2 separate regions of the Homo sapiens genome follow, and region 1 is linked to region 2. Evidence: chromatin loops called from intact Hi-C (ENCODE). Cell type or tissue: HepG2. All regions are shown on one strand. Each heading gives the region's core, and the rest is flanking DNA. Links, peaks and the distances in the headings are about the cores only. Region 1 overlaps LINC00607 (long intergenic non-protein coding RNA 607). Region 2 overlaps FN1 (fibronectin 1).

Region 1 (4,403 bases), core at 74-4,073, 420 kb before region 2:
GTTTATATTTAGACCTATTTATCATTGAAAAAAATCTTTAGGTAAATAAGACCAGTGAAGATTACCTGCCCATTAAGCATGTCCTTATAGTGTTTTGAAATAATTCATATAAAGGAGTGAGCGTCATACATTAAATTTTAATGACATAAATATATCTGATTTTAAGTAATCATTTCTTGTTGTTCTGGGCAAGTATCCTAGTTCCTGTTTCCTTTGGTCCTCTAAAGTTTTTTTTTAATGTTGAAAATTTATTTTAAAAAATATGGTGTATTGTTTTGTCTCAGCATGTCTATGCCCAGTTAAATAGGTTTTCATCAAAGGATGTTGGGAGCTGTTGTCTGAAGTGATGTCAAATTAAGTTCAAAAACATCAGCTTCAATACTGTAGCTGGGTTTTTTTTGTAGGCAAAAAAGACACTAAATGTATTAATTTCTTTCTCTTTAATCTATTTTGATATATGTGTAGATAGAGACTGGTTTTAGTTCAGAAAAAATAAAGTAACTATTTAGGTTAGGTAGTGTGGTCCTATGCTTTGCCTGATTTTAAAGGATGTTGAGTCTTCTCAGTTAAACATCTTGATCACTGAATTTATATCGAATGTATGAAAAACCAAGGGCTGGGCCATGCACAGTGGCTCATGCCTATAATCCCAGCACTTTGGGAGGCTGAGGCGGGCATATCACCTGAGGTCAGGAGTTTGAGACCAGCCTGGCCAACATGGTGAAACCCCATCTCTACTAAAAATACGAAAATTAGCTAGGTGTGTACTTGGGAGGCTGAGGCAGGAGAATCACTTGAACCTGGGAGGCGGAGGTTGCAGTGAGCCAAGATTGCACCACTGCACTCCAGCCTGGGCAACACTGTGAGACTCAATCTAAAAAAAAAAACAAAAACAAAAACAAACAAACAAAAATTAGCTGGATATGATGGCATATACCTGTAATCCCAGGTACTTGGGAGGCTGAGGCACAAGAATCGCTTGAACCTGGGAGATGGAGATTGCAGTGAGTCGAGATTGTGCCACTGCTGGGTGATAGAGTGACTGTCTCAAAAAAAAAAAAAAAAAAAAAAAAAAAGAAAAAGAAAAGAAAGAAAGAAAACCAAGAGCTGATAGCTACCAATGATGATAACGTCCATTTATTAAGTGCTCAGATGCTTTATGTATGTTTCATGAATCCTCACATGTGGCTCTATGAAGGATGATGCTATCGTCTCTTTTTTGTATGAGGGCCCTGAGACTGTGAAAGGCTAAGCAGCTTTCCCGAGGTAGTGAAGCTCAGGTTAGAACCCCATTTTCTTTACCTCTAAGTCACAGCTCTTGTCGTTACTCTATGGTTCTTGAACTTTCACGAACCAGTAAAACTGCAAAAAGCAAAAACAAAACAGAAAAGTAATTTTTTTACATGTCCAAATAAATAAAAAATAAAAGGAACTCTACTCAACATAATTTTATAAAATAAATTTAATTTTATAATATAATAATTTTATTATATTATAAAATGCTAGCATGTAACATTATTTTGCAGTACTTTGTGATTTTGGAAGGCCAGAAGTCCATGAATGTGTTTGATTCCTAACCTGGAGGAAACGCTTGCTTTAAGCATGTGTGTGGCTAGGGTTACATCACATCTTAGAACAAAGAACAGTTCTTCCTGGGAACAGCTGGTAACCTTACACCAACATACTTATATAAACACTGTGTTGACCTTATCTTCCTCGTTTTGTTGAAGACCAGTGAAAATTTTTCCATAGACCAGCGCAGGTCTGAAGACAAACCTTTGGACACCATGTAGAACAAAACTGTTTTCCTCATATGTGTTTTTTAGAGATAGGGAGACAAATGGGTAGGTATAGATTGCAATGTTCAATTTCACTTTCTAGACCTGTAATGTAAAACATGGCTTCTCCCCATGCCTATGCAGACTGCAGTAGTCCCTTGGTGTCTCCCATGAGATATGTTATCAGAAAACACAGCCTTTTCCCTATTCTTTGAGGCAATGGACTGAATTGGGTTTTCCTTTCTGCTTTATTGTTTTCACATGTTTGCCAACTCTCAACTGACCATTTTCTTTCACCGATAAATTTGAGGGAAATTATAGTCCCTGCACATAGAAGGCCAGAAGTGTCCCCTCAAGCCTCTAGAAAACAAAAAGGGACCGTTTCTTTCATCTCTGATCAACTAAAAAATTGAAAACAGGGCTGATTCCATCAATAGGAGCTGGAATGATAACTCCATGGCTAGGAACAACCACTGTTAATGTAAAAGATTAGTTTCCAAAGCTTATGTGAACATGAGGAACAGTTTTCCTCAGTGTCATTGTTAATTTAATGACAATGTTACTTACATAAGTGCAAACATAAAGCTGGGTGTAAAGGCTGATGCTTATAGCTCTTCTAATTATAAAACTGAAATAAATTTACAAACTGAAGAAAAAAACTCTAAAACCAGTAAAACTCAAATTAACAACATAAATTTGGTGTGACAGATGAAGTTTTGAGAAATTTAAACTGCTACTCACAGTGTGAATGTATTACTGGCTGTCATGGTACAGGTTTTGGAATTTGGCATGCTTATGCTGTTGCACAAGGCATTGGAGTGGCCCCAATTTCTCCACCACTTCTCCATTTGAACTATAGAGACCTTGGCACCTGAACCTCCTTCGCTTTCATTTGGCATAAAGTCATCTTTTATTTCACAAATCTACCTTTGTTTTTCTCTCATTTGCTTATGTCAATTAAAATCCTTATGCCTGTAACCCCAGCACTTTGGGAGGCCGAGGCAGGTGGATCAACTGAGGTCAGGAGTTCGAGCTCAGCCTGGCCAACGTGGCGAAACCTCACCTCTCTCTACTAAAAATATAAAAATAAGCTGGATGTGGTGGTACGTGCTTGTAGTCTCAGCTACTTGGAAGGCTGAGGCAGGAGATTCACTTGAAGCTGGGAGGTGGAGGTTGCAGTGAGCTGAGATCGTGCCACTGCACTCCAGCCTGGGTGACAGATCAAGACTTTGTCTAAAAAAAAATAATAATCGTACTTGACAATAAAGTGATCTTGAAGACAAATACAAAATGAAATAAAGTAGTTAAAAAACTCAGTACAAGATTCATTTCCTTTTTCAGTCTTCCGTGCTGCCTGATCCTAGAGAAACTGGAAGGGGCTGTATCTGCTTTATCTTTGTATCTCCAATACCTACAACAATACTCCAGCACATGGAAGACCCTAAACTGTATTTGTTGAATGAATGAACAGATGAATACAAGCCCTGATAGAAGGAAGTAATGGTCTGGTACAGAATGGGGTGCGAACTCATATGGAGGTAAAGAGAGTCAGTAAGCAATGCCGCCACAGCAGCAGAACAGTGGAAGATAATTTGAAAAAAAAAAATGGAGAGATATTTCTTTAGCTACATGTGGAATTTACCGATATGCTACTGAGGAAGGATTGATAGAGAATATCAGTGTCATATCCTGGTGCTAGTACTATATCATTTGCATTTTTTTTGTGTGTAAATGTATGGTAGTGTTATTTAGTAAACTATAGTTAATTCCATAATATAGCCTTTATTGTTATCAACAAATCTTTCTAATGCCCTTAAAAAATGCACCTTCAAAGGTAGGGAAATCAATTGGGTGTACTTAGTGGGGAATTAACTGGGTCTACCCAGCCGATATTGTCAGCATCTTGTTTCCTTAAGTATGTTAGTCAATGCCATGGTTTGAGGGGGGAGGTAGAGGTGATGGTCCTCCACGCATTCCAGGCTGGTGACATTTGATGGTCTTCCAGGCATCCCAGGCATGGCCAGACCCTTGGTTGGGAAACAACACTTTTTAAGAGAAATAATAATGTAGCAAAGAAAATGCCTTGCTGCTGGAGTGTAAGAGATGCGGAACAACTCACAGTATCTACTTTCCAGACTGTCCTCTGGCCCAGGTCCCATGGGCTTGTGCCTGAGTCTTAAGGAGAGGGGTCATTGGGAGCAGGAGGCAGCATTACTTTGTTATCCATGCCAAAGGGGAAGAGGAAATTCTCCCTTACTTAAAGAAGAGCAAAACATTGCATCAGCATCTCAAAATCAGCAGCTTTGGTAGTGCTGTGACTTTCGGTTTCTCTGAAAGTGTTCCTCAAAGAAGCCAGTATTTGAATTGTTTGCTACTCAGCCACGAAGAGATAAGAAGCCTGTGTCAGAATGCATGTGAACACGCTGCTTGCTTCCTAGAAGCCTTGCTTTGAAAAAGAAGGTCTGCCCATCCACATCATTTTGGCTGGTATGTCTCTGGTCTGCAGTTATTATTTTTGGTCTTTGCTCTCATGTAAATGGTAACGTCTGGCCTTGTTAATGTATAACTCTAGTCTCTCAGAGAGTACTGCCAATAAAAATTTTTTAAAGTTAAATTAGTTCAATC
Region 2 (4,403 bases), core at 198-4,197:
AAATTATTGCAGATTTTTTTCTTGCTATTTAAATGTTAAGCCAGTTATATTAATATGGGTAAAAATAATAACTAATATTTAAAATTAATGTGTAGATTATCAATATACACTGAAATCTAAATCTTTACATTTTTATTTAGAAATATTACCTTTTAGAAAACTAAATATTCCTCCTAATAGGTACTTTGGTTTTTTTTTTACTACAAACTGTCCTGTAAGGTAAAGAATGTGAACAAAATATTTTTTTAACTGCATATATTTGTAAGAACAATTGCAAATTTCTATTTAAGCTAAATGTATGCTCTAGCACCCTGAAATTAAATTCGTAGTTATAAGTCTTCAAGGCTGTTTATCTTTTCCTTCCATGTATTTTAGACCAATGCCAGGATTCAGAGACTGGGACGTTTTATCAAATTGGAGATTCATGGGAGAAGTATGTGCATGGTGTCAGATACCAGTGCTACTGCTATGGCCGTGGCATTGGGGAGTGGCATTGCCAACCTTTACAGACCTATCCAAGTAAGTAGCTCTATTACTGCAAGTTGAGAACTGCCAATTGGGTTATAACAACAGGGCAGTGATTATTAATGCTCTCATGCCTAAGTTGGGGGTCTCCCCTCTTTCCCACCCTTTTCTCTTGTTATTATCTAATAATCAATTGAATTTTTGATTAAAATAATTTTTCTCTCTTCCTCTATCAAGTAAAAGGTAGAGAAGGCTATGAAAATGTGCCTGTTTATAATTTTACTTCTTAACTCTGTAAAATATTCTGTTAGGTTAAGACACTCTGGCTAATTTCATCTTATATCCATACATGGAAATAAAAACCACCAAGTGAGTTATGCTGGGAGTAAAGGTTTGGGGCTTTATATTATGATTCTTAACAGAGAAGCTGCATAGAGAGATGGCATGAAATGCAGCATAAGGTACGTGTTCATTCAACATGTCATCTAAGCTCCCTTTGCATCAAACTTTTCATTTGTTTGATCAGTTGCCACCAGGAACACAGTATGTTGGGCCAAGGGTTGAGTAACTTGGTCAACTCTCTGCCCACACAGTTCAAACACTCTCAAATGTTTATTGCTGGGTTTTTCCAGGTCACAAAGACATCATGCCTAGCTGTAGGTGTAATTAGTTCATTTGGGGGGAAAATTGCATTTAAATATTCACTGAGTGATTATAATAAAACATGTTAATAAAACATGAAAGGCTAATTAAAAGGCATCAGTTATTTGAGCAACTGCTGAGGTGCAAAGTCTCCAAAGTCTTCACTAACGTTTGACTGAAAATATGGCCTACATTCAGAAACAAAAGAGTTTCAGGGTGTCAGAATCTGCATGCGACAGAAATTAAGATTAACTCTGTGATAAAAGATTCACTGTGACAGAGAACAAGCTATGGGAACAACTTGGCCAAAGGTAGTGTTAGCCAAGCCTCATTCCTCCATTTCCTCATCTGTAATATGGGAAGATTGTAGCTGATTACCTTTAATGTTCCATCCTAAATACTAAACACCCAGATGCACCTTTTCTAGGAACTTGGAAGATTCTGCTTTTCCCAACCCTCAGACACTGTCAGTGCTGGGGAAGGTGACTTCACTTTTGAAGGCTTATAGCACAGATTGACCAACCTCCTAAATTGTATTTCTTGGAGGATTTAGGTGTAGGAATCACTTAATTTTTTGTAACTTAATATATATTTAAATCTGATTGTGGAAGTACTATAAGTATATGAATGGTTTGTTTGTTTATATGATGCAAATGATACTTAAATGGTAGAAACTTCTAAAAAAATGCTCTGTGGTTTCTATATTTATGATTGTTATTGGTGTTGCAATTTGCTGAAAATGATTTCCTTCTGAATGATTGAGAGAGATCTTCGTCTCTCTCAACATAAGGCTGTCCACATAGCTGCTTGCTGGAAGCATTTAGGTGGACATGTTGGAGATAAAATCTGGAAAGGAAGGAATCCTTGAGTATTGGAGTATTACATGTTGACCTTACTCCTACTCTTTAAAAAGGAGAACAGCAAGATCCCACTGAGCATAGAGGTGATTTCGGAGGGAAGAGATTGGAATTTGACCTCAGATATGCTCTTTGGTGCTTATCTGTATGTCTGGTTTGCTCCGTGGCCTAGCACGTAGGGCTTTAAGAGTGTGGTGAGAATAAGGGAACAGCAGATTACCAACAGATTGTCTCTGAGTCCTGCCTTGTTTGTTCCTCCTACAGAGAACTTGGTAGAGTTGTTCAAACTAGCAAAAGATAAGAGGCATTTGGTTTGTCAATAAGCAACTAGAAAAGCACAGATCTCAGCAAAATAAATAGAGAAAAAAAGGACTGAGTCAAAAAATCATAAATGTTTAACTTCTCCAAGGACACTACTATTGGAAATTATTCATTTAGACTTTATTTGAAACTAATTTTAAAAGTGTAGACATTGTACTATCTCCTTTTTTTGGTATCATCTCAACTATTTTATTGTTAGTTTATTCATATTGAATAAGAGAGGGAGTAAAGATTTCACAATGGCGATAGCTAGTATATGCCAATTAAGTTAATTTAAAAAGTTATACCAACTACCAGTAGCGAAAAAGGACTGTCAAAAGTTTAAATCTAAATAATGTAAAAGATGTCATAATTTTTAACTTTTCTGTCTTTAAAGGATACATAGTATAAGCTAGAGTAATTATACGTAGTATAAGCTAGAATATAGGAATTTAATTGATCTAAGAAATAACTGACACAAAGTCTCTTTACTTCCTGAACAAAAACATGCTAAATTCCATGCTGTTCAGTCCATTTCCTTTAAAGGTGGGCTATGCCACAGGGCTAGATTTTAAAACGTGGAATTTCACACCAGTGCTCGAAATCTTATGAAAGCAAAAGGGACCTCTGTAGTTGTACTCCACTTTGGCTTGAGTAAAAACCACTGCTGTACCCTTTTTCTTTCCTTTCCCTGCCCATTTTTATCCTCCTCCTTGTGTCCTTGTGGACATAGAAATATGATTAGGCTTAGAGGTGAACAGTAAAGGTCATTTATGTTATCTTTTCAAAACTTAATAGACATTTATCCATCATAAGCTTGTCCCCCCTCAAAATCATGATTGACAAGACTAAATAAAGTGTATATCAGGTGTCTCTTTATGGAGGAAATTGTAGTAGGATTTATTTAAAGGATCAATATTTAAATAGCCCTATGCCAATTATCATAAATAATTAAGGACATGATATTCCTAGCTTTCCTGATTTACATGGAAGTACGTTAAATAGTCACATCTCCAAAATTTTTCTTGAATAGTTGTCTTTAAAAATGTGTTTACATTTGTAAGGATCTTCATAAACAGAAGGGGTAATTCAAAGATAGGCATGGAATTGACTTATGCCAATTGATTAAAACAAACATCCTGTGTGTTCTGTGAAATACATACAACTTTAAAATGAAAAACTCATAATTTTATGCATGAATTTTGGTGTTCATGTGGCTTGGAAATATGTGCATTAAATGGAATTAAGATTCAAAGTATTTGCTAATCTTCAACCAACTTTGAATTGTTACTGGTGTGGAAGTGAGCATATTGTTTTAGAATTTCTGAATCTACATGGATATCCAAGTTATATATTTTTTCTGCTACAGAAAGCTTTGTTTTCCAAGAGAATTTAATGGCTTAGATAATAAAGTTTGAAAATCAATGTATTTTTTTTCCTAGAAGCTTTCAGAAAACTTAAATCTGTTAATAATCTGGTGAAGTGCTTTATTACACATACAAAATTTTGCTCTGTTTGACAGAGTGTCAGTTAGAAATTCTTGAAAAGGTTACTATAAGACACAATTTTTATTTCTAGTAATTTAAACATTGACTGACATCATAAAGATAGTGTTTTAAGAAAAGATAGTTTTCTGTTCTGCAAGCATAAATTTTCTAGCTATTTCATTATTATCTTAAATGGAGTTAACACTACTTAGAAATTGATGCTACTTCCCTTATTTTCCTTTTATTTTAAACAAAAGAACCAAAACCATACTTTAAATTTTGTTGATAACAGTGATATACATCAAGGTGTAGAAATACTGAATTTAGTATACACTTCATAAAGTCATTTCTGTTGACAACTGATTTTGGAAAAAAAATAAATTTAATCACTTAATAATTTGATGGATCAATGGTGTGATTTGGGAGTAAACTTCTTGAATAAAAATAAAACTTGATGTTTTTTCCAAACTGATAGACTGCTTAGACTGATGAGAAATAAAACTAGGTCTTTAATTATTACCTTTGCTATTTGTCTAAGATTCTACCCCCATTTAGAAATGTGTTTGTTTTACATCATCTCATATGGCCTTTGGAATGTTGTTTCCTTCTTAGGTAGTAGATTCATTCTTGATGAAAACCTTCCAAAATTAGA

What was found. Peaks named below come from ENCODE experiments on the same cell type or tissue, not always from the same donor. Only the 100,000 strongest peaks of a DNase experiment are listed, where the experiment ranks them.
Region 1: it touches region 2 in a loop (4-fold over the local background); 2 of 110 quality-filtered maps call a loop at or near these places.

Annotation. Positions count from the first base shown.
Region 1 is chr2:215,831,291-215,835,693 of GRCh38, reverse strand. The region is part of intron 1 of LINC00607 (long intergenic non-protein coding RNA 607); the gene reads left to right. Among named protein-coding and RNA genes, the nearest start is that of LINC00607, 10 kb to the left of the region's middle. RefSeq lists enhancers at 4,035-4,084, 4,105-4,184. In HepG2, for the core only: no CTCF peak of the experiment used is centred there; DNase peaks (open chromatin) are centred at 1,673 and 2,613.
Region 2 is chr2:215,415,358-215,419,760 of GRCh38, reverse strand. FN1 (fibronectin 1) reads left to right here. Exons shown (of 46, transcript NM_212482.4): 12 at 376-519. Among named protein-coding and RNA genes, the nearest start is that of FN1-DT, 18 kb to the left of the region's middle. In HepG2, for the core only: no CTCF peak of the experiment used is centred there; DNase peaks (open chromatin) are centred at 1,010 and 2,160; H3K4me3 peaks cover 2,909 bases.